Linked DNA regions of Homo sapiens: region 2 is linked to region 1. Evidence: read pairs that join two places in POLR2A ChIA-PET (ENCODE). Cell type or tissue: Panc1. All regions are shown on one strand. Links, peaks and the distances in the headings refer to the core of each region. The heading gives the core; the rest is flanking DNA.

Region 1 (11,434 bases), core at 3,673-6,172:
CTGACCTCAGGTGATCTGCCTGCCTTGGCCTCCCAAAGTGCTGGGATTACAGGCATGCGCCACCACGCCCAGCCTCTTTCCCTTTTTCTTTATAGGCGGTGTTCAATAGCATATCATGTTACACATATCTTCAGAGCCCTTTTCCTGTTTTAAGGTCCCATTCCTACCTGCCTTCAAGGGACATCCTCCTGTTGGAAAAGATAAAAGACATTGTACTAATTATGCCTTCCTTACAAAGTAGTTTAAGTTAAGCCCTGTTCCAGGATGGTGCAATGACTTACTATACCTGGGTTAAACATGCTGCCCTTAGTCACTGTCGGTAATCCATTGTGTCACTGGAGGACAAGCCACCCACAGGTTTCTCCTCCTTGGTTTGGATACTTTCTGAGGTCAAGAGCTGAGAAGGTGATGTAAGTCCTCGGGGCTGTTTAGTTGACTTGGTGAGCTTCTTGAGTTCACTTGCGAAAGAAATGCCTTTCTTTTTATCTTCTCGAGATGCCTGTGGGAACAAAGAACCTTCCATTGGTGTTAGGTTAAACTCAGGTTCCTCTGTCACATGACACTATTTCAGAAGAGCGCTTTCCTCTTCTCTCTAGAGCTTTGGAGAGAGTAGGGCTGAGGAGCTCCCCTCTAGGACTGCTTAACCGCAAGCTCGGCCACATGTTTTTTCACACAGTGAAAACAAAGCCAAACAATTTTCTCCTAACTCCATTCCTTGACTCAGGAACTTTCTCCTAAATTTCACCAGCTTCCAGATCTGGCTACAGTGTAATTATGGGTATCAGATAACTTAAGAACAGAGCAAAATAACTTTAAACTTTACCTGCACCTGCTCCTTTAGCTTAAGGATGAATTTTCCTGCACCTTTCCACTTGCTTTGGGCTTGAAACACACACTCCTGATCCAGAAGGACCCGCTGAGAGGACTTTGGTGTGGTAGTCTTCTTGTTGGTAGTGTCTTTCACCACCTCTTCCAAAAGCACATAGTCGCTTGGATTGGGGTTGCTCAGGATGCTGTAGGAATATTTGGCTTTGCATAAGGTCTGAAAGGTAAGTTATGATCAACTGAATAAAGACACAGAATCTCCAACATTTGCATTCATTCTATATGAAACTTTAAGGTGGAAAAATGGCCCAGACTAGAGATGAAGGGGATCTTCCAGATCATTTCATCCAACTCATTTTGCAGTTGTATAGTTGTAGCTTGTAATGTAATTTCCCACGTTACCTCATTTAGCTTTGCAACAGTCTATGAATTAGGTGTTATTATCCTGAATTTCAGACGAGGAAGCTTATACTTAAGACAGGTTAAGTAGATTCCAGGATATATACAGCTATAATAGTAACAATAAAGGTCTGAACCAGATTTTCTGCATGTACCAGCGCTCACAGACATGAAAGTCAGCCAGTGAGGAATAGAATCTTGCTCTTCAGGAGCGTCTCTGTCCCACTGGGCTATCTCTATCACAGAGTCTTGGATGTTGAAAGAATTTTAGAAGTCAACTGATCTCTCTTTTCATTTAATATAAGAATGTCTTTCATTGATGCATTTGTTAATTCATTAAATGTTTAGTGAGGGCCAATTATGTCCCAGATACTGTGCTGTACTTTTAGGGGAGACAAAGATAAGTTAAAGAAATGTAAGTCTGGGCCCTTTGGAATTCAAAGTCAGTTGAATAAGATGGCTAATATTAACTAAGTTATCATACAGTAAGAACAGCAAGTAACCCTTAAGTAATGTTTACCATTTGCTAGGCATTGTATTAAACATCTTACATATACTTAACCTTCAAGGAAAGTACTATCATACTATCTCCATATTGTCTATGTGGTGGTCTATGTGGTGACTTACCATGTAGTGTTTTGCTGGAGCCAACGGGAATAGTCTGGTGAAATCAGATATGGTAGGGGCATTTACACAAAAGAAATAAATAAGGGCTTTTATCTTTCTTTTACAAAGAGCTGGTTTACCAGCACACTACTATAACTAAGGCACAGATCTGAGCTTTTACTCCAGGTCTCAGAAGTAGAGCTGGGATTTGAATCTAACACAGCTTGATCTAGGGTCTGTGCTCTTAATTGTTGTGTTGTATGTCTTCTCAAATAGGTGTTTGATGAATGGCCTACCCTAACAAGGCTATGAAGGAAGCAAACTTCTCTGAAACCATGTAAACTCTCAGAGAAGCGTGATTTAGAGGAGGGGAGAGGATCAGAGTAGGCCTCCTACTTGTCCTCTGTAGGATCCTTGAGAGATGGTCAGTACCTACTGGCTTAGGTATTTCTGGGACCATGACATTGTCACTGCAGAGTCACTTCCTAAATCCATTATTATCAATGCTTTATAGAGATCCAAACTCACTGTAGATACTAAGTGTCTGTTGAAGGAATGAATTAATATTTCCAAGATTTTAAACTTTTAAAATTTGTTTTTGTTTGAGACAGGGTCTGGCTGTGTTGCCCAGGCTGGAGTAAAGTGGCACGATTTTGGCTCATTGCAAACCTCTGCCTCCCAGGCTCAAGCGATCCTCCTATCTCAGCCTCCTGAGTAGCAGGGACTACAGGTGCATGCTACCATGCCTGGCTAATTTTTGTACTTTTTTTTTTTTTAGACGAAGTTTCACTCTTGTTGCCCAGGCTGACGCGCAATGGCATGATCTCGGCTCACTGCAACCTCTGCCTCCCGGGTTCAAGCGATTCTCCTGCCTCAGCCTCCCAAGTAGCTGGGATTACAGGTGCCTGCCACCACGCCCAGCTAATTTTTGTATTTTTAGTAGAGATGGGGTTTCACCATGTTGGCCAGGCTGGTCTCGAACTCCTGACCTCAGGCAATCCACCCGCCTTGGCCCCACAAAGTGTTGGGATTACAGGCGTGAACCCCCGTGCCCAGCAATTTTTGTACTTTTTGTAAAGACAGGGTTTTGCCATGTCAGCCATGCTGGTCTCAAACTCATGAGCTCAAGTGATCTGCCCCCCTCAGCCTCCCAAACTGCTGGGATTACAGGTGTGAGCCACTGGGTTGGTTGTTTTTTTTTTCAATTAGAGACAGGGCCTCACTCTGTCATCCAGGCTGCAGTGCAGTGGCCAGTCATAGCTCACTGCAGCCTCCAACTCCTGTGCTCAAGTAATCCTCCTGCCTCAGCTTCCTAAAACTGGGATTACAGGCATGAGCCACCATGTGAGGCAATTTCCCAGCCTTAAGAGGCACACACTCCCCTTTGAGGTCCCTGTTGTTGAGGAACTTCACTCATAAAATGAGCCATCAGTGCACAGACATTTGTTCCAATAATTTATGCTGAGGAAAGGACTCAGGTGAGGAAGGGAGAGGCTTTTACCTGCTGAATGACATCCTGTGCAGTGCTGACGCGGGGTGCTTTGATGACTGTTCGAGGTTGCTCTGGAGAAACATCATGCACTTGGACAAAGAAACTCTCCTCCTCTGAGCTCAAGATCACCTCTTTGTCATCTTGAACAATGTTTTTCTCTTCTAGGTTCTATGTTTAAAAAGAAAAAATGTGAGTAAATAATAGGTTTATGCAGAATAAAGAAAGACAAATCTAGCAAAAATCTGAGCTTGTATCTTGGTGATGTAGAAACTTCTTAGCTTAATATCTCATATACTATGTTATTATTTCATAAACTGTTCTAAAAGGATATACCTATCTCCTGAGAGGAGGAAACTACTGTGCTTCTGATGATGTTGATAGATCCATAACAAGCCAATTTATCTGCTCCTATTAGCTGTGGGTTTTTTTTTTTTTTTTTCTGAGATGGAGTCTTGCTCTGTTGCCCAGGCTGGAGTGCAGTGGCATGATCTTGGCTCACTGCAGCCTCCACCTCCTGGGTTCAAGCAATTCTCCTGCCTCAGCCTCCTGACTAGCTGGGATTACAGATGTGTGCCACCATGCCTAATTTTTGTATTTTTAATAGAGACAGGGTTTCGCCATGCTGGCCAGGCTGGTCTTGAACTCCTGACCTTGTGATCCACCTGCATCGGCCTCCCAAAGTACCAGGGTTACAGGTGTGAGCCACTGTGCCCCGCCTAGCTGTGGATTTTGAGAGTCCAAGTTGACTGTAGGTAAATTTGTAGAAAGACAATATACCATTTTGCCAATTAGCAAAAGCCAAATAAGAACACAGTAAATTGTATTTAAAAGAAAGCTCACCCATTTCCACAGACGTTGAGCATTTAAGAAATGCTAGACATCTGAAATATAAACCATGAAATTGACAGGTTGGGTGAACAAAACTGCAGTGACAAGGCTGAATGAATGGCTGGAGGTAAGCCACATTGAAACAAATTTTGACAAAATTCACAGTAAAATTATGAGAATTAGATTAATTGGCTTTTTGGTGGATTATGTATCTACAGATATATGTATCTTATTAAAAATTTTCAAACAGTACAGAAGCGTATCAATAAGAAAAACCAAACTTTTCCCATTCTCATCTTTTTTCCTTCTCCCACCTTATTCGCCACAAAATACCCCACTGTCATTGGATAATACATCCTTTTAAACATTTGCTGTGGATGTTCAAATGTATTTTTGTGTATGTGACTATGTAAAGCAACACCCTTGAATTAGGTGAATTTAGATATAATGTGATTGTCAAGCAGCTGCTGCTGTTCTTTGTCCACCACATTTTCAAATGAGGATAGCTTCCCTTTTGCAAGAGGGAGACTTAGTAAAAGGGCAGGGAGAGGTAAAGTAAGTAAACAGTAGACAACCTCATCTCAGCAAGTGAGGTCTTGGCAGGAAAACTCCCTTATCCCCAGAATTCTAGCCTCATCTCTCCAGACCAGGCTACTGAAATGGGTGCTAACTAACTAACCAGAAGAATCCATGAGTTGCTGTCGCTATCTTGGAAGTTCCAACTAGAATTGTACCCATTGATTAAAGTCAGAATAGATAACTGCCACCAGGTGGCGCCAAAACTGCAACCAGGGCCAGAAAGGACTGGCTTCTGAAGCTTGCCCCAATCATTTAATTAACTTTGCAATCATGGCCTTATAATTACATGATTTTTTGTTAAATAAATAAAGATATATAATCTATTTTAACTTTTTTCAATGAGTGAAAAAATCCATTTGATTTTTTTCCCATGAATGAATACTCCATTATATAATGGAAGGGGGGGAAGAGATGAGCTATTGTCTCTTTTTACATAAAATGAGATTGTATCCTATGTATACTGTTTTACAACTTGCTTAATAATATGTCATTGCACTGATCATCATATATTTAACCAGTCAGAGAGTAAGATTGAGAGGTAATTCACATGACATAATTTATAATCTTTGTCCCCCAAACCAGGAGGCAAGAAATCAGAAAACCAGAGTTGGCACATAAAATGTCCCAACAACGATGCATTAAGCTTTATTTTTAAGAGAGCACCCTTAGGAGGCTGAGGCAGGAGAGTGGTGTGAACCCGGGAGGCGGAATTTGCAGTGAGCTGAGATCGCGCCACTGCACTCCAGCCTGGGCAATAGAGCCAGACTCCATCTCAAAAAAAAAAAAAAAAAAAAAAAGAGCACCTTTGAGCCTCCCTCAGAGCTTATTTTAAGGTATTTCTAGCCACATTAGTTCGAAGCCACAGGTTATGAACAAAATAACAATAGCCCTCACTTATATCCCTTTTTACTAAGCATTGTTGTACACCTTGTCTGTGTACATGTTTGACATGAGTCTCATGATCATTTCTTTGAGTCAAGTAGGGTAGTTTGTATATAGATTTTACAAATTAGGGCAGTGAGGTTTACAGAAGTTAGGTGGTCTGTTCATTGTGACAATCCTGGTTTACCCAATTTCAAATCCAGTAACAGAAGAGGACACATTGACCACAGGAAGATGTGGTATCTGACAGCTTGAAAGCCCAGGAGACAAGAAAATTATAAAAGGCAGGAGAGATCAGAGGTCACAGAGAGCAACTGAAGAATTTTCATATATGGGCAAACTGCTTATATGTCTTATTAGTTCCATGGGATAAAATAAATGGAAATACTTATAGCCCAAATCTGTCTCCTCTAGTAGTGCCCTCTTACATTCAGTAATTACTGAATTCATTTATTCAATCAGCAATTATTATTTGGGTATCACTATGCACCAGGTAAACCTAGATACACTAAATTTAGTTATCTTTTGAGATATATTTCAGTCATTTCAAAAATTTCCTAACAAAGGCATATAAAGGACAACTTGCCATATTTTACTTATCAGAAAAATCTTGTTAGCCTTCCCTTCTGATTTATGCCCCTTTTTCTTCAAAATGCCTTCCTTTACCAGCCTTTTGGAAGCATATTCCTGAGGTCCCTACTGCCTGTTGTCATATACTTTTTTTTGTTTTTAAAGATGAAGTCTTGCTCTGTCACCCAGGCTGGAACACAGTGGTGTAATCTTGGCTCACTGCAACCTCTGCCTCCTGGGTTCAAGTGATTCTCCTGCCTCAGCTTCCTGAGTAGCTGGGACTACAGGTGCCTGCTACCACGCCCTGCTAATTTTTGTATTTTTAGTAGAGATGGAGTTTTGCCATGTTGGCCAGGCTGGTCTCAAACTCCTGAGCCTGCCTTGGCTTCCCAAAGTGCTGGGATTACAGGTGTGAGCCACCGTGCCCAGCTTGTTGTGGTATACATTTAAATTGCATTTGGGTGTCCCTCACCTCCCCAGCTCCTCTGAGCATAAAATGAAGCTTCCTGTGACACTCAGCAGCCAGCCTGTCTTCCCTCTAGCCTACCCACTGCCTCCTGCTCCTCCCAAGGTGCTGAGTGTGGGTGATCCACAAGGATGGACACAATTTCAGCTTGGGTAGCACAGGATGGTGGAAAGAACACTGACCTGGAAGCCATAGACTTGAGTTCTTTCTACTTCTAACCCTGTCATGATTTCACCTCTCTGAATCTATTTCCTTAAGTGTAAAATGGTTTCCATTATATCATTCAACATAGTGTTTGAGGGCTTTCAACGCTGTAAATCATACACAAGTATGAGGTTTACAAATTTACTGATTTTCTGACATCGCTTAGAGGATACATACTTTTTACATGTAGCTAATTAATAAGGCAAGACAATTTAGGAACAGGACAAAAATTTAGACATTAAAGATGGCTTCAAAAGTACAGCTAAGCCCTCTGATATTTTATCATAAAGTGATTATTATTAGGGTTGCCTGGTCTCTGTCTTAGCAATTAGTGTGTCTTAATAGGGAGAGAAGGCTGGGGAGACAATTACATTTTTTTGCTTAAATTAAATGCCCTTTCATTGTCTCAGGCAAGGTCAGGGAAAGAAGGCAGTGGCTCTGGGCTCTAGAGTTGATGCTAGAGCTCTGTAGAGGCTTTAGGTCACATTCACTCACTGTGACTAGAAAGTGAAAACACACAATGGTTAAAATTGGCTATTATCTTCACTGTGCCCTAGCAAGCATGGGCCTGAGGCACCTTCTATCAGGCAAGCACTATTACATGCCCCAAAGGAGCAGATCATGTGCCCAGAACAGGGCTTGGTACATATTAGGTGCTCAATATTTATGTAATCAAATTGTTGAATAGACTCAACTGCTTGACTATCAACATGTCATGACGCATGACTGTCTATGCTAGAGAAATGACCTTATATGTCATTCTTAAGTTAGTAGGGTTTTCTCAGTTAATTCAGGGAAAAAAAAAAGTGCTTCATCAATTAAGTCAAACAGGAGCCAATCAGTTTGGAGTCAACATGGCAGTTGTTGCATCCTTTCCTTCCCAGGAATGATCATGGGAATCTTAGCACACGTAATATAAATTGTTACTAATTCTGACTCAGGCCAAGATATTATTCTTACTTTGTATGAAGTTCTGGAATATTTTCAAAGAAATATTATTATTTTACTTGTAAGCATGGAAGCTTCTATTAGCTAAAACTTCTATTAGCTAAAACTGGAAGTCAGTCATCCCCAGAATAGAAAATACCTGCAGGTTTTGCATTATACAGTAATGTGACCCTCACAACGATGTCTTTTCACACATACAAATAAAATACTGGACCCATAGCTGATGACATGCATAAGGAATCTTTGCTTCCTTTATCTTATAAGGTATGTTTTTATTTATTTTTAAAATGGAATAGTTTATTTGTGTGAGAAAACATATTTCCTTGTCTTTTTTTTTGAGACAGAGTCTTGTTCTGTTGCCCAGGCCAGAGCACAATGGCACGATCTCAGCTCTCTGCAACCTCTGCCTCCTGGGTTCAAGTAATTCTCCTGACTCAGCCTCCCTCATGAGTAGCTGGGATTACAGGTGCCTGCCACCACGCCTGGCTAATTTTTGTATTTTTAGTAGAGATGGGGTTTCGCCATGTTGGCCAGGCTGGTCTTGAACTCCTGACCTCAAGTGATCCACCCACCTCGGCCTCCCAAAATGCTGAGATTACAGGCGTGAGCCACCACGCCCGGTCTAAGGGATGTTTTTTAGATTGAATTTCTGTACCTTAGAGATAATATTCTGATTATGTGCAGAAGAATAAAACTGTTCATCCACATTTACTTAAGAAGAATATAAACCAAGTTGCAATTACAAGAAATTCTGAATTTCAGGGAGGTTGTGAGTGGTAAATGGCTAATCACATAATGAGTCGTTACTGTGTAGGCTGCACCCAGACACACTTACTTCCTGCTGGGTTTTTAAGACAATCCTGCCCATGTATCCCTCTTCTGGAAACCAGCTGCTTAAAATTTGCATGATCTCCTCTTCTGGACCAATGGCTCTCTGGAATGGTTGTTTCCTACATTCATTCTTTTCTTTAGATATAAAATATTTTTCTTCCATCAAAAAATAGTCTGTGGTAACAGGTTTGATGTCTTGTTCATTTGTCAGAATCTAAAGAAAAAGTGAAGGCAAACTGAGGAGTGAGGCAAAAACTTAAAACAAATCAACTTTCATGGTGTTCAGATAGGTTTGCTATGCAATTTATAAGTGAAATTTACTCTAGAGTATTGCATAATTCTTTTTGGAAGATCTAAGAATTCTCTTATGTTCAGAATGGATTGTTTATGTTCACTCCGGGCAACGGCACAACTTATTCATAATCCCCAGACAGCATAACTATTTTTTCCCACTGCTGGAATGAGAGCTCCTAGTGAATTAAAAATTTTAGGTTTCTCATTCCATGAACTTAGCCCTTTGTAATCTTGCAACACAGGACTGAGGGCAAATAACCTAGTTTAGTATTTACTAAGATAATCTCTTTTTCTCACATTGGAAATACTCGGTCATCTTCTCATGGAAGGTTTGTAGGGCTAGGTTCTCATGTGGTCTAAGTTCCTGGGAATTCTTCTTTAAATAAACTTCTGACAGTGTGCTTAAAGGGCTTGTTTTCTTTGTTGGCTGCTGACCCTGTGCAGTCAAACAGGGCAGCTGAGACAAAGCCCTGGAACCAGACAGACCTGAGTCTGAGGTCTGCCTTTAATACTTGTTGGCTACGAATTATTGGGTAAGATACTTAATCCCTTGGAGACTGTTTTCCGATCTACACAATGGAAATAGTAGCAATCTTAATTTTGTTTTATGGTTGAAGCATAAATCATAACATGGGTACATTAGGTGAACTCAATAAAGATGAGCCATTATAGTTACTTTTTTTTTTTTTTTTTTTTTGAGACAGAGTCTCCCTCTGTCGCCCAGGCTGGAGTGCAGTGGCGTGATCTCGGCTCACTGCAACCTCCGCCTTCCCAGGCTCAAGTGATTCTCATGCCTCAGCCTCCCGAGTAGCTGGGATTACAGGTGTGCACCACCATGCCTGGCTAATCTTTGTATTTTTAGTGGAGACAGGGTTTCACCATGTTGGCCAGGCTGGTCTCAAATTCCTGACCTCAAGTGATCTGCCCGCCTCGGCCTCCCAAAGTGCCGGGATTACAGGCATTATAGTTTTACCAATGTATTTTCTCACTCATATTGTACAGGTTACTACAAAAGGCTGAATTTGAAGGGAGTAAAGGTCAGTTGCAGTGAAGAAACTCCCTTTGTTGCCTTCCCGTGAGAAGTAGCTTGGTGATGAGAGAAAGCTGCCACCATCTGGTCTGGATTAAGCAAACACCCTTCTCCTCAGGCCCCTGCCAATAAGGCAAAGCCCAGAGCGAACACATCTCACCAGGAGGAAAAGCAGAATGTGATGGACTGAGGGCAGTGGGAGTGAAGGTTCTCAGGAAGACTGAAATCTCTCCACCCCAGCCCTTGGTCTATAAATGATGAAATGCTGTTGACTCAAAAGGGGGCCAAGGCAAATACTATAGGGATAATTCAGGATGTGAAGCTTCTGGGCCACCTCCACAAGAGGGCCAGCATCACCCCCTGCTCAGTCCTGCTTTATATCTGTGTGCTGATTTGCACGGGTGACAGTAAAGCAATGGACTGCTATGGGTGGCTCTTGGTAAGTTTTCCTTTACAAAACTTCAGCAGTGCTTTGTGATAGTGGACACTAAAGTACATGGACTGATGTATTAAAACAAAACCAAAACAAACTGTTGGTAATAGCTTCTGTTTGATAATCTATGAAATGTGACACCTGAGCTGTTTTCTCTATTTAAGTCAGTTATAAAATGTTGGACAGAATGTTAGCCTGTCTATAGAGATGTGCCCTTGAAAGACAGAGCCATTTATTGACACTTATTATTTGTGATTGTTCAGTTGGTTTTTAATTCCTCCAAATGTTATGATCCCAGCTACATTTCATCATACACCCTAACTTCAGAGGGAGCTAAAGGGCCATTCCCTTGGTCATTGCTTCCTTTAGTCTACTCCTATTCAGGAGAAGGAATTCTTTTTTATCTTTTTGAGACAGAGTCTCACTCTGTCACCCAGGCTGGAGTGCCATGGTGTTATCTTGGCTCACTGCAACCTCTGCCTCCTGGGTTCAAATGATTCTCCTGCCTCAGCTTACTGAGTAGCTGGGACTACAGATGTGCGCCACCACACCTAATATTTGTATTTTTAGTAGAGATGGGGTTTCACCATGTTGGCCAGGATTATCTCCATCTCTTGACCTCGTGATCCGCCTGCCTCGGCCTCCCAAAGAGCTGGGATTACAGGTGTGAGCCACTGCGCCTGGCTGCATGGAGAAGGAATTCTGAAATGGGTTAAGGATAAAATCATCTGCAAGGATTTTAGGCCACTGTGCCAAGCAAGGATAGCGCTTCTGGTGTGGTGAAAAAAGGAATTACGCATGGGCCCTGCCTCGCCCTTTGGAGGACATGCCCCCTCCCTCTTTGGATGCTGCTCCATGTCCCTGGCTCTCTCACTCTTAGAAGTCCCCCCATGGATGGGGACCTGTCTGCAGAAGGCCACAAAGATCCTTCGGAGGGGGATCTAGGGCGGAGGTGGCACAGCATAAGGAGACTTAGGCCAGTTCTGCTACAGGGCTTGGGGTAACAGGTCTCAGGGTCTCCATGCCTCTTGCTACCACCAAAAGGAG
Region 2 (11,434 bases), core at 4,654-7,153, 400 kb after region 1:
TAGCAAATTTTTAAGTATAAAATGCAATATTATTAACTCTAGGCACTATGTTGTACAGATGTCTAGGACCTATTCATGTTGCATAACTGAAATTTTTTGTGCCCTTTGACCAATAGTTCCCCATCTTCCTTTGCCATATGGCCCTGGCAACCACCATTCTACTTTCTGATTCTACGAGTTTGACTATACCTGATACCTCATATAATTGGTATCATGTAGTATTTGTCCTTCTGTGTTAGGCTTATTTCACTTAGCATAATGTGCTCCAGGTTCATTCATGTTGTCGCAAATGGCAAGATTCTTTCTCTTTTAAGTCTAAATAATATTCCACTGTATGTATATATACACCACATTTTCTTTATCCATTTGTCCTTTGGAAATTTAGGTTGCTTGCACGTCTTGGCTATTGTGAATAATGCCGCAGTGAACACAGGAGTGAAGATATCTCTTCAGTATACTGATTTTGATTCCTTTGGATATATGCCCAGAAGTGGGATTTTTTAATCATATTATATTTTTAATTTTTCAAGAAACTTCCAAACTGTTTTCCACTGTGGCTACACCAATTTACGTTTCCACCAACAGTGTAGAAGGATTCCCTTTTCTTTACTTTCTCGCTTGTTGAATTTTTAAAGTATCACCTTTGAAAGATAAATACAGTATTTTTTAAAACAAAAATATTTCTCCAGGCATGGTGGCTCACGCCTGTAATTCCAGCATTTTGGGAAGATGAGGCAGATGGATCGCTTGAGCCCAGGAGTTCGAGACCAACCTGGCCAACATGGTGAGACCCTATCTCTACAAAAAATACAAAAATTAGCTGGGCTGGTGTCATGCTCCTGTGGTCCTAACTACTCGGGAAGCCGAGATGGGAGGATCACCTGAGCTTGGGAAGTTGACACTGCAGTGAGCTGAGATCAAGCCCCTCCACTCCAGCCTGGGTGACAGAGTGAGAACCTGTCTCAAAAAAAGAAAAAAAAATCAAGAAACGCAAGCCACTGGTTTCCACAGCAAGTCTTGACCATAGCTCCACACCACAAGGGGGTGCTGTGGGATTCTGAATGAGTCACATCACTGGCACCTCAGTTTCCCCTCTGTAAAACGAGGATAACACCCCCCTCACCGGGAGGTGGCGGAGCTGAAAAGATGTGGCTGTGAAAGCGAGTGGGTCTGAGTGGGTTCTGGGAGACTGCCTTTAATTTTCCTAAATTTGAATGGGGGTTGGGATAAGGTGAGACCAAAGAATCCCTGTTCTGGTCGATTATGTTTCTAAAACTAGAACTAAGAATTCAGTGCTTAGCTTCCTCCTCTGACCTAAGTCTCTTCTCACACTCCTATTCAAAGTGCTGGGGTGGAAGGAAGCTTGAAGTCACCCTGTCCTCAAAGAATCTGACAAAAGTTATGCACCTGAATCCCAGAAAACTGCATGGAAAGCTGAATTTTAAATATAATTCCTGGAGATTCCCAGGCCCACGTGAAGGATCCTTCATTGATTTAATTCAGGCACCTTATTTTACCCAGGAGAACAAAATTTAGAAATTAAGGCCACTGAACCTGGCTGTTAATGGCTCACAGATTCCCCATCCCCAAGAATTGCTCTGGGTATAAGACCCACCTACAATGCAGTGGTGTGATTTATGCTCCTGAAAGCACATCCTCTGCCAGGTGCAGTGGCTCAAGCCTGTAATCCCAGCACTTTGGGAGGCCCATGAGGGTGGATCACCTGAGCTCAGGAATTCGAGACTGACCTGGGCAACATGGCAAAACCCCATCTCTACAAAAAATTTAAAAAGTAGCCTGGTGTGGTGGCAGCTACTTAGGAGGCTGAGGTGGGAGGATTGCTTGAGCCCTGAAGGCAGAGGTTGCAGTGAGCTGAGATTGTGCTACTGCACTCCAGCCTGGGTGACAAAGTGAGACCCCGTCTCAATACATACATAAATTTAAAAAAGTGCATCCTTGCTTGCCTCTTTCCCCCTCCCTGGTCTGTTTTCCTCATGAGCTTTTCCTGAAGAGCATATGCCCAGTAAATCACACACACCTCAACCTCTGTCTGGGGCTCTCCTAGGGAATCTGACCTCATACTAGTACCAAGTGTCACTGGCATCATTTTATAGATTCCAGACATTGATAACATGTGATGACAATACACTGATAAGATATCTAACTGCTCTCTTCACTTTATAAAATCATGCTTGGGACCTCAGAGATCATTTAGTCATCTTAGAGGTGAGGACATGTATTATATATATGTAGATATATACTTTATATTATTTATATATTTATTCTCCTGCTTTTTCCACTTAATATCATAACATGACGATTTCTCTTTACTTCTTTTTTTGTGGCTCCATTTGGTAAGCTTTGTAAAAAGAACTTGTATTTGGGGCCGGGTGTGGTGGCTCACACCTGTAATCCCAGCCCTTTGGGAGGCTGAGGTGGGCAGATCACCTGAGGTCATGAGTTCAAGACCAGCTTGGCCAACATGGTGAAACCCCGTCTCTACCAAAAATACAAAAAAATTAGCCGGACATCATGGTGGGCACTTGTAATCCCAGCTACTCGGGAGAATGAGGCAGGAGAATCGCTTGAACCCGGGGGGCAGAGGTTGCAGTGAGCTGAGATGGTGCCACTGCACTCCAGCCTGGGTGACAGAGCGAGACTCCATCACAAAACAAAACAAAACAAAACAAAAACAAAAACAAAAAACTTTTAAGTTCAGGGGTACATGTGCAGATTTGTTATATAGGTAAACCTGTGTCTTGGGAGTTTGTTGTACAGATTATTTCATCACACAGGTGTTAAGCCTAGTACCCATTAGTTATTTTTCCTGATCCTTTCCCTTCTCCTACCCTCTACCCTCTGGAAGGCTCCAGTGTCCACTGTTCCTCCTCTATGTGTCCATGTGTTCTCAACATTTAGCTCCCACTTATAAGTGAGAACGTGTGGTATTTGGTTTTCTCTTCCTGTGTTAGTTTGCTAAGGATAACGAGCTCAAGCTCCATTCATGTTCCTGCAAAGGACATGATCTTGTTTTTTTATAGCTGTATAGTATTCCATGGTGTATATGTAGCACATTTTCCTGACACAGTCCACTATTGATGGGCATTTAGGCTGATTCCATGTCTTTGCTGTGAATAGTGCTGCAATGAACATATGTGTGCATGTCTTTATGATAGAACGATTTCTATTCCTTTGGATTTCCCTTTACTTCTGTCTTTATAAAGATACTTGTGAAAAGATGCATAATATTCTAATCTATGAAGGTAGCTTTTTTAAACCTAATATACTCAAATGGAATAGTTATTTGTATTTTTATTATTATAAATTATAAAAGGGAATGTCTTTATGTAAATATTTGTTTCTGTGTTTCAGGGGTTTTTTCCCTTAGGAAAAATCTTCTAGAAATAGTTACTGGGCCACAGGGTATGATATGTATTGCAAATTTTTCAAAAAATTTTTACCAACTTAACATTCCCAACCACAATGCTGTCTGGCAATTTGAACCCTCTTGCCAATATCAAGTGTTATTTTTATAAAAACAAACCCCAAACTCTGACTTAAAGTGAAAAGAACTCACTGCTCCATTAATTTATCTTTATTTACAGTAAAGTTGATTTTTTCATATATTTATTAGCCATTTATTTTTCCTGTTTGGGGGCGTTTTCCCCCTTGTGTAGGGCTTTACTAATGAATTTGTACAGTTTTTGACAGCCACTCTGAAAAAATATTATACTAGTTGTGGACTTTGTTACTAAGCCCTTGATTTAGAGATATTTATGCTATAATTTCTCCAGAGCAACATTTTTTACCTGTTCTGTGGCAAAGTGTATGGGGAAAGATTTGAGTCTGGAGAAATTCCATTAGTAATTAACACTCAACCAAATTTACCTCCCTCGCTACAGGCAAGACGGAATGTCTTTAAGAGAGGATTTCTAAACATAAAATGTAATGTGATAATTAAACAAAATATTTAAAGTGGAATGGAGGCAGAAATGAAAACAACCAGAAAACACTTACATATTTATGAAAAAACACAAAGTGGGCAGATGACATTGTTCAAAATGCTAGGGTTAGGGCAATGTAACCCATGTGCCTCGAAGATACTAACAAATTCAGACATCCCTAATGTTAGGTTTGTCTTAGGATTTCAACTTGTGGTTTTAAAAATGTTTCTCATTTGGTTGTTTTCTTATTTCAGAAATAAAGTTGACACTAAGAAAAATCCAATTGGATAGATAATCAACACTGCAAGTCAAGCAAGTGTTTTAGCCTCCTTCTCAGTGCAGTGTTATCATTTATCTGTTTTCATGATTAAAAAAATTAAGTGCTGACAGTTTTTCAAGAGACAAGATTAAATTCTGTACTGAAATTCTTCAAGCTTGAGCTCTAGCCAGAGGTGAACTTTATTTTGGAAAATCTGAGAAAATAAGCTCCATTAATTCTGAGGTGTGGAAAGAAAGATCTTGAAATACCCCTCACTTCTCCAGACACATTATTTAACCTAGCACATTCCTTACAGCAGCTGTTCCAAATCTTTTCCACTTTCCCCAAACCCTCCTAAGCCGTATGGAGAAGGCAGATGCTGGGTGACCTTCCTTGTCCAAGCTCCTCCCATCTCCAAATGCCCCCATGTCTACTCCCACTGAATCATAAATTCTTTTAGGACAGCCCACTGTCTTTCCTTTACACTCCCCTTCTCCTAGTCCAAAACGGAGTGCCCTGTTCATAAGAATGGTTCACTAAGAGTTTAAAAAGGAATGATTGGGGCAAAATCAACTTAAACAACATGGATCCTAGATTTTGCTGGTAGTCAGACCCTGACTAGAGTCAGTTTCCTTGGAATAATGAACTAAGGCAGGAACACAGCAGAGTGCCCCATACAGGCCTAAGTTAGAACCTGGTCCTACCACTCATTAACTGGGTGATCCGGGACAAATTAACCTCTCAACCCCACTCCCCCTCATTCTTCAGATACTTCATCTCAAAAAATGAGGAACATAGAAATTCCTGGCTCTTAGAGCTCTTAGGAGGATTAAATCAGAGAATGGAGTTGGTGCAGAATGTACCAGTTAATAAGCGCTCAAAATAGCTGTAATACATGTTGTCATATATCTTCAATATATCAAACCTCTGAATAATTTGCCAGGTTTGCAAACTGTTTTCCTAATCTCTTTCTGCCTTATGCAGGCAAACCTCAGTTTAAAAAAAGGAAAGAGGGTGTTGAAGGAGAGCTGATGGGAATTGTTTCTCAGCTCCTTCACCCTGATTTTAGAACTTTGATCTACCTCTGAAGCCAGGAAAACCTGCACCTCCCCCACTCCAGGATGGAGGACAGAACACATGACCTCTGCTTTACTTCGCCATCGGCTCTATGTACCGCGACTCCCTCTCCGATTCTAGTAGTCCCTAGCTCAGTGCCTGGCGTAGGGTGGCGCGCAACAGTCTGCACAGTTGAGTTGCTTAAATCCCCACGTCCCTTCTCACGAATGGACTCTGGGCAGAGTTGCTTACTTCTGTACCTGCCTGCTTGCATCTTAGAGATCATTTTTGTTCTGCAGACTCTAAAGCTCTTCCTCTGATTCCTATCAGAGCATAACTCAATCACAAAGATTTCAGGGCGGACTATTCCATATGCATTGATTATTTGTCGGTTCACTTAGTAAACATTTATTCAATGCCTACTGTGCTTTTTAAAAAAAGAAGAGCACATGTTTAGCTATAGAAGAACTTGTTTGCTTTTTTCCCCCTCAGATCCTTTAAACTCCGGTGAGGTTACCTTTCTCTTTTTGAGGCTTTAAAATAATGTCTGACTATAGTGACATCTACTGGTAAAACTGAGCTCTAAGCCAAGGGAATCATAAGCACCTAGCCTGTTATTTTGACAGTTCTTTTTTCCCTAAGTGTGGTCCAGGCGGATGTCCAAATCAACATTCTTTGATAATAAGAACTACTAAACCACTTCATTAAAGTCACTTTCCTGCTAATGATTTCTGAATCTTAAAAGCTGTTCTGTTTAAAATACTACCGCTATCCTTGCTGAAAAATCACAGACCAAGATGCCAGGCAGCCTTTTGAAAGGACCATACTTAAGAAAGTGCACAGAACCTTAGAAAGATATTGCATTAAAGTAACTCATATTGAATTGAATGGCTGCAAGCCCTGGCTAACACAGCATTGCTATGAACTGATGGATTCCAGGACATTTCAGTTCACGAATGAATTATTATTTAAAAGTTAATTTGTATGCCATGTGGCAGATACGATAACAAAGAGATGAGGTCACCGGATTCTTCTATTAAAGAAGTCATTGGTCAGGTTTAGGATTTTATTTTACACATAATGAAGTATTCAGTTGTTAAATTCTCAAGGTATCCATCAACAGGACATTTAACACAACATAAATACTGTGCATTTGCTGAAAAGAAAAGCAGGAAGGAATAAGAAATAATGCTTTTATAATATTAGTAAATTATATTTTCTAAAATGGAAAAATAAAGCTTTTTTAAGAATAGATTTTTAATTACCTTGAATTCTGGGAGAGAAACAACTATATAATTCTCCAGTAATTTGTTGCTAGCTTGCAAAATGTTAACTACGTCTGCTGGTGCCAATGAGTTTTATCAATCAAGATGCGTTTGGCTAGATGTCCTCATGGCAGCAAGAGGCTGAAGCAGCTCTAGCACCACCTCCTTACACAAACAGAAAACACTCTTCAGAAGCCTCATTGTGAGAACAAGCAACTCTTTCCCAGAGGTGTTGCCTGCAGACTGCCTCTCACGTATCATTGGTCAGAACTGGTTACTTTGCCCCTTTCTAAGCCAATCACTGGCAAGAGGATTGGAATGTTTGGTTTAGAGACTAATTGAAATTCACCCCTACCTTAGCCCCTCCTCTGGGTTTGGGTTGGGTGCACTTTCATCAGCGCGTGGCACGAGAACTTAAAACTGGGGAGATTCAAGCAAGGAAAAAGGGAGGAGGTTGAATTTGGGTAAGGAAACAATGGTGTCTACTACAATCAAGAGGTGAATGTGTGGGGAGGATAATGAGGCAGATGTGGGTCTCTAGAAATCTGCGTCGGATGGGAAGAACGAGGGTGCCAACCCAAGAGAAATGCTGGAGCGAGAGAAATGTTTGTTTGATTTTGTTTGGTGTGAATATAGAAGAGATCTGAACATATCTATAAGCAGAAGAGGGGTCAGTAGAAATGAAGAGTTTGAGAACTCAGAAAAACAAGTTCCCGGAGCAGATGAGAAAGAATGGAATCTCCAGTCAGGTACCAGACTTTGGGATTTGGAAGACCAAATTTCAAAAAAATGGCTGAGTCCATCAGAAAATTGCCAACTTTTAATTTCTTTGATCAGGGGCTTTAAAAAAAAAGTTAACAATTCTTAATTAAAGTTACTTTCGATTACAATTAATTGAAGGTAATCACAATTAATTTCCATTTATTTATCAGTTTCTGGATTTTAAACATTTTTCTTGTTAACTTTCTCCAGTTTTTTTTTTTTGGCTATCAATTACGTTATTGTGAAAATCTGAATAAGGTTGGCATAATAGATGATAGCACTGTATTGATGTTAATGTTCTGATTTTGCACATTTTACTATGCTTATTGAGAGAATGTCCTTTTAAAGGAAATATACACTGCAGGACTGTAGAAGTGCGATGGTCAATTTTATGTGTCAATGTGGCTAGGCTAACGGCACCCAGTGGTTTGGTCAAACACCAAAATAGATGTTGCTGGAAAGGTATTTTTTAGATGTGATTAACATTTAACTCAGTAGACTTTGAGTAAAGCAGATGGCCCTCCGTAATGTGAGTGGGCTTCATCCAATCAATTGAAGACTTTAAGAACAAAGACTGAGGTTTCCGAAAGAAGGAATTCTCCTCAAAGTTGCAACATAGAAACCCTGCTTGAATTTCCAGCCTGCTGCTCTATGGAATTCAGACTCAAGATTGCAATATTGACTTTTACCTTAATTTTCCAGCCTGCTAGGCTGCCCTATGGATTTCCGACCTGCCAACACACACAATCCCATAAGCCAATTTCATAAAATATATGTCTACTTTCCTTCTTCTCCTCCTCCCTGTACGTTCTTCTTTCTCTTTCATCCATTCATATATATATATTTTATATATATATATTTTATATATATTTTATATATATACATGTTATATATATATTTTATATATATACTTTATATATATATTTTATATATATACTTTATATATATATTTTATATATATACTTTATATATATATTTTATATATATATATATATATATATATATATATATATATATATATATGGAGAACTGTGACCCCCGACTATACAGGGGTAAATGGCTTCATGTTTTCAACTTACTCTCAAATATTAACTCTAGGGGAATCTGGGTAATGGGAATTCTTTGTACAATTCTTGCAGTGTTTCTGTAATTCTGTAATTCTGAAATTATGTCAAATTAATTATGTCAAATTAAAATTATGTCAAATTATGTCAAAATAAAAAGTTAACAGCAACATTTATTTGAAAGCCAGTTTGGAACATAGCTTTTCTCTTATATATAAGCATATAAACTTGGCTACATTCCTGAGGTAGCTGACAAAGTCCAATTTAACACATAATGTAGCTGAAATACTGTGCCCTCCCACAGGGATTAAATAGGAAGAAAGCAAGACCGTTTTAACGGTGATTCAACCAGAAGGGAAAACACTGAGATTGAGTAACAAATTTTAATTCATCTTTACTTGGGTGGAAAAACGATTGCACAGTTTAATATTCAACTGCCAATGTGGAAAATGGGGGAAAAAAACAACAGCTGGTGGGTTGAGGAAAGAATGGTTGATAAAGAAGAAACAAGTGCTTGGGTGTACCTAGAGAGGAAGGGAGGAGAGTTTTAAGGGAGGTTTTGTTTGATTTGGTTTGATCTGAAGAAATTTGAGCATATTTATACACAGAGGATGGAGCTAGGGTTGAGTGAATAGTTGAAATAATATCAGAGAGAAACAAATGGGATCTTAAGCAAGCAGTGTTTTTTAAAATTTTATATACCATCAATTTGTTTTAATAGTAAAACTGGAGGACCAATATAAAGTTGTTGACTTTTATATTTGCCAAGTGAAGACTTTAAACACACACACACACAGCCACCCAAACAATGACTATCCACTATTACCATAATTTCATAAAGGGTAAACACTAATACATAAAGGCAAAATGTAAACACTTACTAGATTTAGCATGGTGTTCTTATTTCACTGAGGACTGTTTTATGGACTCTGGCTTTTTAAGTTAGTCTTGGCTGAGCATCTATAAGCACCTGTGTCTATCCTGGTAACCTGTGTGAAGCCTGCTGAAGAGGGATGTTCTCAAACACACACTTTGGATGGTGGTACATCCTCATCTCCTCCATTGTGGCTTTGGTTCTTCCGAGGGCTTGCTTCCCCTTACCTCCATAGGTGATCCAGGTAAGCCCTGACCTTGGCTCTAGGTTCCGGTTCCTCCTCCTCCAAGGGCAACCTTACAAGTGGAACTGTGGCACTCACCTCCACTGGCTTTACTGAAATTGCATGTTTATCTTCGAAGTTTTTGAATACTTTTTATCACCAATTCTGCCCTTTGTTAATGTTCAAACCCACTTATCTCTTTCTGGTTAGTGGAGCTTTACTTGTGTTTTCGCCTTGCTCATCACCTCACCATTGCTTCTCATAGAATTTTTTGGCTGGAGAAATGTATTAGCACTTGTTTCTGTTTCTCTAATTCATGTTAGATGCCTCTTACCTTAACAGGGAACAGCTGGTTTGGCTACACACCTTACTGGTGAGATTAGTGCCATTCCCCTGTGCTTTGTTTAGGACCTTTCCTGATCCACAACCTTTAGGGTAAAACTCCAAGGCAATTCATGTCCTCTTACCTGTAAATGAAAAGCATGAGATCAATTAGAAAGTGTTTGCTTTGGGTCAGACAGACTGTGTGTGTTGTGTGCTTTGTCCTCTGTCCTTTTTAGCAATGTGACTTCACACAAGTTTCTTAAACTCGCTAAGTCGTCTTTCTCATTTGTAACATAGAGAAAATAAGAATCTCAAAAGGCTTTTCCAGGGATCAAATGAGAGAAATATGTAAGGAGCTTTGACATGTGCTGGCACATGGCAGGGCTCAAGAAATAGTGCCTGCTGTTATAACCCTCCTTTCTTCCTAGCACTTTCTAGAACTATGCTGTCAAACATGCTAACTACTAGTGTCACTGAAACACCAGGGGTTCGGTCTAGGTCCTGCTGCTTGCTGCACGGAAAGGCAATGACTGAGACAATGAGTATTGCCAAGGAAAAAGGCTTTAATTGGGAGCTGCACCCAAGGAGATGGGGGTTCAGTCTCAAATTCATCTCTCTTACTGATTAAAATTAGGGGTTTATATAGCAGGGAAGACATGTTACTATGTCTGAGAAAACAGGAACTCGAGAGGCGTAAGGAAGCAATCATGATGAATGAGGGGCCTGGCGTTTCATTGTGTGGATGCAATGACGTGGTTTCAGTTCTTTGATACTTCGTGAGAGGCCTGGGGATCCTTTCCTGAGGAAGGAACTCAGATACAAACAAGGGTCAATTTCTATGTTTATCCAAAAACAACTGTCTATGGGACTGTTAGTCGGTGTCACTAGCTAGTGGAGATGGTTGCCACAAATTCCACCTGTAGTTGCTCTTGGGAGGAGGAGGAACCAAAGCCTGGAGCCAGGTCAGGGCTGACCTGAATCACCTATACAGACAAGGGGAAAAGAACTCTCGGAAGAACCAATGTCATGATGGAGGAGATGGGGATGTACAACCATCCGAAACAACTTACAGCTCTAAGTTTCAAGCTTTAAGACTAGAAGGGCCAATTTCTACATTTATCCAAAAACAACTGTCTATGGGACTATTAGGTCATTTCACTAGCCACATGTACCCACTGAGCATCTGAAATATGGCTGGTCTCAGTTGATATGTGCAGTAACTATAAAACACACATTAGATTTTGAGGCATGGTATGATGGAAAGAATGTATCTCACTAATAATTTTTTATATTGATAACATGTTGAAACAGTAATATTTTGGATGTATTGGGTTAAATAAAATATATTATTAAAATCAATTTCACTTGTCTGTTTACATTATTTAATATGGCTTCCAGAAAACTAAAAATTATATGTGTAGCCTGCAGTGTAATTCTACTGGACGGTGTTATTTTAGAATCCTGATTTTTGTCTGTGAAATAGGTTGACAAATTGATGTATGGGATCTTTCTTCAGAGATCACTCCTGGATATGACCCCATCGTCCACCTGACATCCCTGCAGAGGATGGCATGTTGACTTTATGACTTCTTTGGCCTTAAACATCTGCTTTGTACTGTTTCTTGCTTTTCTCATGCACTTAGAAGATTAAAGATCTTAATAA

Evidence for each region. ChIA-PET counts read pairs that join two places held together with the same protein. Peaks named below come from ENCODE experiments on the same cell type or tissue, not always from the same donor. Only the 100,000 strongest peaks of a DNase experiment are listed, where the experiment ranks them.
Region 2: POLR2A ChIA-PET joins it to region 1 with 10 read pairs; 5 of 35 experiments call an interaction of 5 or more read pairs at or near these places.

Annotation. Positions count from the first base shown.
Region 1 is chr10:94,313,957-94,325,390 of GRCh38, reverse strand. It overlaps PLCE1 (phospholipase C epsilon 1), which reads right to left. Exons shown (of 33, transcript NM_016341.4): 29 at 8,635-8,844; 30 at 3,332-3,490; 31 at 824-1,042; 32 at 287-499. The coding sequence ends at 311. It also overlaps a transcript of NOC3L not described here. Among named protein-coding and RNA genes, the nearest start is that of PLCE1-AS1, 33 kb to the right of the region's middle. In Panc1, for the core only: CTCF peaks have their summits at 4,621 and 4,916 (motif pointing right); a DNase peak (open chromatin) is centred at 4,880.
Region 2 is chr10:93,911,147-93,922,580 of GRCh38, reverse strand. No RefSeq gene overlaps it. Among named protein-coding and RNA genes, the nearest start is that of SLC35G1, 23 kb to the right of the region's middle. In Panc1, for the core only: CTCF peaks have their summits at 5,660 and 5,867 (motif pointing left); a DNase peak (open chromatin) is centred at 5,817; H3K27ac peaks cover 344 bases.